Linked DNA regions of Homo sapiens: region 2 is linked to region 1. Evidence: chromatin contacts called from ENCODE Hi-C data. All regions are on one chromosome and are shown on one strand. The core of a region is the stretch at or near the end of the contact, and the rest is flanking DNA. Distances in the headings are between cores, read along the strand shown.

Region 1 (4,381 bases), core at 1,196-3,695:
TGGGACCACAGGCATGTGCCACCATGCCCGCTCACTTTTTGGTATTTTTTGTAGAGATGGTGTTTCACCGTGTTGCCCAGGTTGGTTTCAAACTCCTGTGATCAAGCAATCCACCTGCCTTGGCCTCCCAAAGTGCTGGCATGAGCCACAGCGCCTGACCTGTTATTCTAAATTTTTTTACATTTTTTTCTCGTCAAGTTTCCATGGATTTATTTCCTCGACCAGGTTGTAAGCTCCTTCAGAGCAGGAATTGGGGGACTTCTGTTTCTTTGTAATGTGAACGAAGAAGACACTCAAATTTTTGTAGGGTTAACCGAGAATAAACCAGATATAACAACTATGAAAATCAATACGTTTCTAAAATCAGGCATAATTCAAGTTAGCGTTTTAATAAACCCTGAAGCATGACTCAGTTACAGCAAAGGCTGGCCACCTAAGGGGACACGTGTACTAAATGTTAGCTTTGGGAGGGATGAGGTCACTCATTTCAAAAATATGCAAACTTATTTGCAACTTCCTATAGTTTTATTGTGTCAGTCCAGTCTACTGACCAGGATTTCTGTAAAGCTCAGATAGCATGAACAAGTTCCAAATTGGAGTTAGACTGTACTTTTCAATTTTTTCTTCTATGTCCCAGTAAGTTCTCCCAGGCTGTTAAAAACAACTAACTGTTTACCTTTTTCACCCTTCATGCCCTTTCACTTCGTTCATTGCTAGGTCTATATTCTTTAAGGGGCCGTGCGCGGTGGCTCTCGCGCCTGTAATCCCATCACTTTGGGAGGCCAAGGCAGGCAGATCACATGAGGTCAGGGGTTGGAGACCAGCCGGGCCAATATGGTGAAACCCCGTCTCTACTGAAAGTACAAAAATTAGTCGGACATGGTGGCAGGTGCCTGTAATCCCAGCTACGCGGGTGGCTGAGGCAGGAGAATCGCTTGAACCCGGGAGGCGGAGGTTGCAGTGAGCCGAGATCGCGCCACTGCACTCCAGCCTGGGTGACAGAGCGAGATCCTGTCTCAAAAAATAAAGAAATAAAAATTCTTTTTTTTTTTTTTTTTGAGACAGAGTCTCGCTCTGTGGCCCAGGCTGGAGTGCAGTGGCGCGATCTCGGCTCACTGCAAGCTCCGCCTCCCGGGTTCATGCCATTCTCCTGCCTCAGCCTCCCAGGTAGCTGGGACTACAGGCGCCGGCCACCACGCCTGGCTAATTTTGTGTATTTTTAGTAGAGACGGGGTTTCACCGTGTTAGCCAGGATGGTCTGGATCTCCTGACCTCGTGATCCACCCGCCTCGGCCTCCCAAAGTGCTGGGATTACAGGCGTGAGCCACCGCACCCGGCCAATAAAAATTCTTTAGGAACGCAAGCTGCAGCTCCAATATGAGGATGTGTTTGTTTACCTCCCATCCTTCCTCATTGTGTCTAATCAATAGCGTTTGGGGGGAAGAACACGGGATAAGGAGAACCTGAATGAAAAAAGCCTTAGTTCTGAAAATGAAAATGTTCAGCTATTAAAAGGTAAGGGCTTGGCCGGCTGTGGTGGCTCATGACTGTAATCCCAGCACTTTGGGAGACCCTGTCACATACATACATAAAGTTAAGGGCTTGATAGCTGGTACCCTCAACAACTCCCAAAGGGTAGAACAGCTATTTGGGGTTGTGGAAGTTATTCTTGGGGAGATAAGGGGAAGGTTGGGATGAGGAAGAAATGACTTGGAGTGCAGGTGTCAACATAGGGGAGAAACCTGAGGAAAAACAATGTCAGGACATGTTATATAGGTGAGCGTTGAACTGTCAAGACAGAAACTCCTGGCGTTTTCCGCTAAAATTGAAAGGAGCCCAGTGAGGTGTAGGAATCAAGGCCCGGAAGTCGGGGGAAAGCGCCTGAAGAAACTGTTGAATGGCATTTCCAGAACGGATCAGCAGCCGCATATGTGCAAGGAAGGCTGGCACTGTCCTCTGAGGGGGGCCCAAAGGGTGAGGGGCGGATAGGCTCCTGGCTAAGGAAGGTGAGGACTCGCGGGGTCTGGGACTGACAGAGGGGGGCGGGGTTGACCTGCAAGGCCAGGGGCTCCGGGACCCGCCTGCGGGTCGCAGGGTGGGGGCACGGGGACTGACCTGCTGGGCCCGCGGTGGCCGGGGCGCGGCCGAGCCGGCCTGGCGGAGGCGGGCGCAGTACTGGTCGGTGGCCTTCACGGCGTCCACTAGCCCCACGGCGCAGCGGCGCATCTGGCCGATGGTGTCGGCCGCCTCGATCAGGTCGCGGTACCGTTCGCCCACCATCTGCCGCAGCTCCTCCTTCTTGTGCTCGATCTCGGCCCGAACCTGGCGCTCCAGCCCGCGGATCTCCTCCGCTCCATGCGTCTCGAAAAGAGCCGCAGGGTCGCGCAGATCCAGCCGCTTCAGCGCGGGTGAGGTTGCCGCGGTGGCCATGGTGCACTCGTCAGCCCCCGGCGATCTACCTACGCCCTTTTAGTCCCGCCCCCTCCGCCATCTTCGTTGGGGGCGGAAGCGCTTCCGCCCCGCCGGGGGCCATGTTTGTTACCCGAGGGGGCGGGCGCGAGGGGGCGGGCGCGAGGGGGCGGGCGCGAGGGGGCGGGCGCGAGGGGGCGGGCGCGAGGGGGCGGGCGCGAGGGGGCGGGCGCGAGGGGGCGGGGGCGGGCGCGGGCGCGGGGGCGGGCGCGGTCCTGCGCGGGGTTTTCTTAAACGGAGCCGGCTGGGAAGTGAGGTCGCCAGAGAGGTGAGGTCGCCAGGTTGGCTGCGAAACTGTGGCTGAAGTCTTCCCTTTCCCTTAGGAGCAGAGCTTCTCTGTGGAGTTAGGTGTCGGGATCGGGCCCCGCGGACTGACGGCGTTGGCGCAGGCGCAGCCGCCGCTCTCCGCGCGCCTGGCGCCCGCGAGCAGACTCGGGCGCGCTCGCCGCCGCTGGGTCTCGGATCGCACCCCGCGTGCAGTTTTAGGAAGAGGGACATCCGCGCCCCTCGCTGTTCCCCGGGAAGAGCTACCACGCCGCCCCTGAAGGGGTTCTGAGCGCTTGTTTGGCGTCTGCTTTTCCTCTGCTGTTGATTCGTGTTGGAGGTTTTCCATTTCGTTTAAAACCGATGTTTAGCCCCTGAAGACGTTTTCCCTGCGAGAGCCTGACCTTGGTGGCCATGGGGGAGGAGGGCGGCGGGCTGGGCGGGAGAGGCTGGGACGCCCCGGGGAACGCAGCGCCAGACGGGTGGGCGCTCCTCACGTGGCCCAGGAATAGTAGAATCTGGAGATTGTGGCTTGTTTCTGCTAAGTCCCAGACCCTTCTTTTTTTTTTTTTCTGTTTTAATTTCTTTTGGAAGATTTCACCCACACCAGTGTCGACAAAATGATGCAATGTGCGCAGCGGCCATGCTGAGCCCCCAGCAACTCAGGGCCTACCCTGCATCCCTGCTCATTCCCTCTCCCACCCGCCACCTCCGGACGCACAGAATTTCAATCTGCAAATAAATGGTGCATTTATAATATTCCAGTTTAACCCGCAAGAGCCTTGCGGCGTAGGGAGTATCATTCTCACTTTACAGACTCATTTTACAGATGGGGAAACGGGGGCCCGGAGAGGCAAAGGGTTTTTTACTCAGTAAAAGTGCAGTTTTCAGAGCCTGTCCACGAGATTATCTCATTTTCTCGCACATCGGCCATGCCAGGTAGGTAGGAGTAATATTCCTAGTCCATTTATGAGGAAAAAAAAAAAAGAAACAAAAGCTTATTTACCTGCCCAAATTACATAGCTGATAGGTGACCCAGTGAGTATTTGGACGTCGATTTTTAAATTACTGGCTCGCGCTCTTTTCTACGTTTTCACATAATTTCCCACAGAGCACCCTCTGTTGGCAGGCCTGCAGTTTGCAGTCTCTAATCCCATTCTGCAAGGGACACTTACTGGTATTCGGCTGATAAGCATCCGCAGTATCTCCTTTCTGTGATTGGGGAATTCATCGCTATCTAGCAAAATCTTTTTTTCTGGCGCCCTTTATAGCTACGGTGCCAGCCTGCGGCCTGGGACTGGCACAGCAGGCACAAGCGCCTAGGACTTGGGTGAAGAGTTAGTGACATTAAGAAGCAGGCTGTAATCCCAGCACTTTGGGAGCCCAAGGCGTGTGGATCCCTTGAGCCCAGGAGTTCAAGACCAGCCTGGGCAACACGGCCAAACCCCGTCCTTACAAAAAAATACAAAAAAAGGGGCGCGCGCCGGGTGGCTCATGCCTGTAATCCCAGCACTTTGGGAGGCCGAGGCAGGCGGATCACATGAGGTCAGGAGTTCGAGACCAGCCTGGCCAACATGGTGATACCCTGTCTCTACTAAAAATACAAAAATTAGCTGGGCGTGGTGGCGCACATCTATAATCCCAGCTA
Region 2 (4,381 bases), core at 714-3,213, 1.0 Mb before region 1:
GATTTCCTCCAGTGGAGAGGAGAAAACTATGGCTGGAGACCCCGGGTGTGGGATGTGGGGCACAGGGTTTGGGATGGGGACACACACACACACACACACACACACACACACACGGCTGTTTCTGAAATCATATCCGCCTCTTTTCATGCATTCTCTGGGAGAGGAAGATTCCCTGGAGCTATCCCCAGGCAGCCACATTCTCAGGGAACACAGACTCCCACAGGCTGGGCTCTGGGGGAGGGGGGTGGGTCCACCGACTGCCGTCTTGCTCCTGAGTGCCCACTGAACCCCAGGAAGGGGTCCTGATGCTCCCCTCCCTCTGGTAGGGCAGGCACCATCTGCCTGGGCCTGATGGCAGCCGGGTCGTCAGGGGTTATTATTAGACTCCCTGTCACTGGCGCTTGGGCACCTCACACTGGATCAGGATTCCCTCCAAGAGGCCCTGCTTTGCCCTGATCTGTCCCATATCTGGAGAACTTGACACAGGGAGAGGCCGCCGGGGGCCAAAGTCCTGAGATGGGCGCCTGGCTCTGAATAAATGGACCTCATCCTGGTCCACTGGCCCCAGAATCTTTGACCCAACACAAGGAACTGATACAGGTGGGCTCCCGGGGCCAGAGCAGGCGTGACCAGACCTGAGACGGGCTGGGAGATTCTGCAGCTTTGTTTGTCTGGGCAGGGAGGTCTGGGGAGCCCTGGCCCTGTTTGTGGGGTGCAGAATCCTGCCAAGGGTCAGCAGAGTAGGGAAAGGGCGGGGAAGCCGGGAGTGACTGCCCTAGGCCAGAAATTCAGGGCTTAAAGGTGTGAGGTAGAGAGAGGGGCGTGGGGGAACAGGAATGGGCCAGTCTAGGACCAGGGGACACAGAGAAGCTGACTGTCAATGCAAGGGGGTCCTCAGGACAACAGTGTGAGATGGGCTGACGGAGGCCACCTTCCTTCCCTGGAACAAGCGCAAGCAGCTGTGGGTTCTCTGCGCTAGAGGGGAAGTGACCCACACCGCTTCCCCAAGCCCTGCAGCCTTCCAGCTGAGACTCCCACCCTGCAGGCCGGGGCTGGGGAGGAGGGGTGCTGCGAAGACCGACTCGGGAGACTCTACTCAGTTTCTGCCAAACTTTCCTAGGCCACTCAGCCCCGGAAAGAGAGCGCCCCATCTTGGAATCTCAGACGGTCGAAAACTTCGGGGCACCCCTCAGCATCCCCGCACCTCGCGCGCCAGGATTACCCCGAGACGAATGCCCCTGTCCTTACCCCTCCCCCGCGCCGCCCTGCCCGCTCAGCGTTCAGCCCCTCACCCCGCAGGCGGTCTTGCGCCCTTCCTCCCCTTCCCCACGCTCGCTTCACTCTGATCTCTTCAGTTTTCCCGGCCCCCAGGTTCCCAGACAGGAGGGGACGCGGGCCACGGGCCTGGGAGGGTGGGGGAAAAGGGGAGAGGGGAGACGGGAAAGGGCTGCGCGGGGAGAGAAGGGGTCTGAGAGGCACGTGGGAAAGTGCAGGCTCTCGAGGGGAGAGGGGGTAGTGCGGGGACTTGGGGCGCGCGTGGCTGCGGTCTGGGGCGGCGTAAACTTACCTCCTGGTAACTCTCGTCGCCGGGGCTGAAGGTGCTGTTCACGGGCTGCAGGCGCAGGCCGACGTGCGGGACGCTGTGCAGCCACACGACCCACCAGGGAGCGATGTAGTCCACGCGCGCCGCCTGCATGGCTCGGCCCGAGTGCTACCCACAAGCTGAACGACAGCTGCGCTCACCTCCCGGCCGGGGCCCCGTGCCCGCCCCGCCCCCGGCCCCGCCTCTCCCTGGGCCCGCGCCCGCCCCGCCCCGCCGCGATCCCAGTCCCAGTTCTGGGCGCGCAGCCCGCTGCAGTCAACAGCCCCTTTCTGGGCGGGGATCTGTCCTGGCCGGATGGGAGGAGGGAAGTGAAAAAAGCTCCCAGAAGTCTCTAAATCAGTTTCAGTCTCGAGGTCCCCGGGCTGCTTCTTATTTATGATCAGATCAAGGGTATAAGGTGTCAGTGGGGGCAGCCAGCAGTCATAGGCCAGAGAGGGGCGACTGCCCGTCCCAAGGGCTTGTCACAGGGTAAGTAACCGACAGACTGGGAAAGGAAGGAGGCAATCTTCAGCCACTCGGTCACTCATTCTAAATTCACTCTCATTTTTTGGGCATCTATTGTGCAAGCCCTGTGGACTTAAAAAGAGAAATAAGACGCCGTCCCTGCCCTCGGGAGCTCCCGGCGCATCTGCCCCAACAACTCGCTGAAGCCGCCTGCAGGACGCCTGAGTGAGGACAAGGTGTCTCACTCAGAAAATTTGCTTGATTCTTCCTGGCAAGTGGGACAGGGTGAGCTTCCCGGAGGAGGGGACCTTCGAGCTGTGTAGCGGGGAAGGTAGGAGAGCGATGAGAGCGCCCGGAAGGGACAAGCATTCGGGGAGACTGAAGCGCATTCAACAACATATTTATTGAGCACCTACTACGTCCAGGCACTGTTACATCGGTGATGTAACAAAAGCCGACAAAAACCCTCACCCCGAGCGCAGGCACCGCAGAGGGCGATGACGACCCGAGAAGATGCCGAACGCAGGCCAGGAGGGGGCTCTGGGGAAAAGCAAAGGCAGGGGAGGTTGCCCATCGGGGAGCCTCGCGTCCCTGGGCCCTCCGTACTCTGCACATATGCAGAGGCCCCCACCCGTCCTGTAACCGCAAACTGCTTGGCGTGACTTGGCCAGCGGAGGGAGGAGCCCAGGCTGCAGGACAAGCAGGAGTCAGGGGTAGGTGCGGTGGAGTGATGGGGTCGCGGCAGATTGGGCGTGGAAACCGCGCTGGGCAGCCAGCCTGAGGGGTGCGTATCCACCGCGGCAGGGACGCGGGTGAGAAAGGAGCCCCGGGAGGACGGGGCGGGGCTCCTAGGGTTCTGGCTGAAGGGACCGGGTGGATGCGGACCGACTGAAAACGCTCGCAAACACATATGGCTGCTGGGGAGTGGGGCCCCAGTCACCCGGTGCTCAAAGGCCCTGTGTCCATTAGAGGAAGTCCTGGCCTCGGGGCCTCTCCTCGTGGCCGTGATCCCACGGTTCTGGGGCCCTGCAGGAGCCCAAAGCTGAGGGGCCCGGAAGGCTGGAAACAGCCATTCTTCTCTCATTGGGGTGTCTTTCAACAAATTTTCTTGAGCACGTTCTCTGTTCTAGAGGATACAGTAATGGATAAAACACACGTTCCCGCCTGCATGGCGTCTACAGCCTAGTAGGCGAGGTGAGGTGGACTTGTATCCTGCAAACAGCGATTGCAGGCCTTGTGAAATGTCAGAGTCCCTGCTGTAGGGAGAGGGGATGGAAGGTGGGCGTCAGGGTTGTTTCCCAAAGGACAGTGACATGAGCTGAAGGATGATCGGGAGTCAAAGAGGGGGGTGCTGGGGGAGGCCTCTGTGCAGAAGGAACAGGACCCTGTGAGATCAGGGACTAAGGCCAGTGGAAGGGGAAGCAAGCAAGTTCCAGAACAGGACAGGGAGCCGGAGAACTGCAGGAGCCAGGCGATCAGCTTGGAGACTGCGGCAGGGGAGGGAACTTCTTTGGGTGAAAACCTCCTTTTAAAAGGTCTTGGTCTCTGACTCAGTCCCTGCAGTTGCTGGGGAAAGTGGACTCTTCTGGTAGCTGCTTTTACAGCCCCTGCCCTCAGAGGCCCCCCAGGTGGGAAGGGCCTGCCTCCTAGGCAGTGGGTGGTCACCGAGGACTGACTTTGAACCCGGGGCAAGGGAGCCCCAGAAGGCTGGAGGCCTGCACACGGCACTGGAAGAAACAAACTGCAAAGGCTGTCCCTCAGGGCTATCTCCACAGCCACCGGAATGCGGCCTGGAATATCCAAACCTGTCAGCCCACCTGCACCCAGCCAGACAGCGACCATTCTAGCTGCTTCCCCGGAGGCCTGCTGACCCAGAGAGGTGTCAAAAAGCTGAAGCACAACAGACAGACCTCCCACAGACTCAGCAGGGAGTTGGAGGACAGTCGGCACACCAGCAGCTGTAGCCCATCACCTCCCCCCTCCCCATTCACCTGGTATGCAGCACTTAAGGGCTTGCTGAAGCCCCAGCAAAGCAGAGGCCCACCTGAGAGCTTGGAAACACACCTATGCCCCAGACCACCGCAATCGCAATCTCCAGTCAGCCCTGGCCACCACAGTGAACTGCCTAAGTGCCCCAGATGACTGAGTCACAAGCCAGGGCTGGGAAGCACTGCATGAAAGGCGGCCTTCTCTAGACAAGGCTGGACACACCCCTGCAAGGCCTGTCTCCTAGGAGCTGGGATGAAACTCTGGACGATGTGCTGGGAACAAAGAAAACCCACATGGTAAAGGCTCGCTTTTCCTTGGGAATCTGCAATGCTTACAGAACGGGAA

Evidence for each region. Hi-C counts contacts between places; a loop is a spot of excess contacts on that map. Pooled maps may share reads with other maps.
Region 2: a map of ascending aorta shows a loop between it and region 1 (5-fold over the local background). The contact joins the promoter of MGC16275 here to the promoter of COG1 in region 1. A Hi-C loop is called at or near these places in 7 of 168 maps with a recorded cell type or tissue (B cell, CD8-positive, alpha-beta T cell, ascending aorta and 2 more), 2 of 37 single-sample maps with no recorded cell type and 16 of 50 pooled maps.

The regions. Positions count from the first base shown.
Region 1 is chr17:73,191,119-73,195,499 of GRCh38, reverse strand. COG1 (component of oligomeric golgi complex 1) reads right to left here and starts at 2,445. Exons shown (of 14, transcript NM_018714.3): 1 at 2,116-2,445. The coding sequence starts at 2,430. RefSeq lists a silencer at 1,954-2,163 and enhancers at 2,214-2,493, 3,124-3,173, 2,459-3,218.
Region 2 is chr17:74,210,903-74,215,283 of GRCh38, reverse strand. MGC16275 (a long non-coding RNA gene) reads left to right here and starts at 1,963. Exons shown (of 2, transcript NR_026914.1): 1 at 1,963-2,760; 2 at 3,602-4,381. It overlaps TTYH2 (tweety family member 2), which reads right to left and starts at 1,713. Exons shown (of 14, transcript NM_032646.6): 1 at 1,568-1,713. The coding sequence starts at 1,696. RefSeq lists a silencer at 1,677-1,836.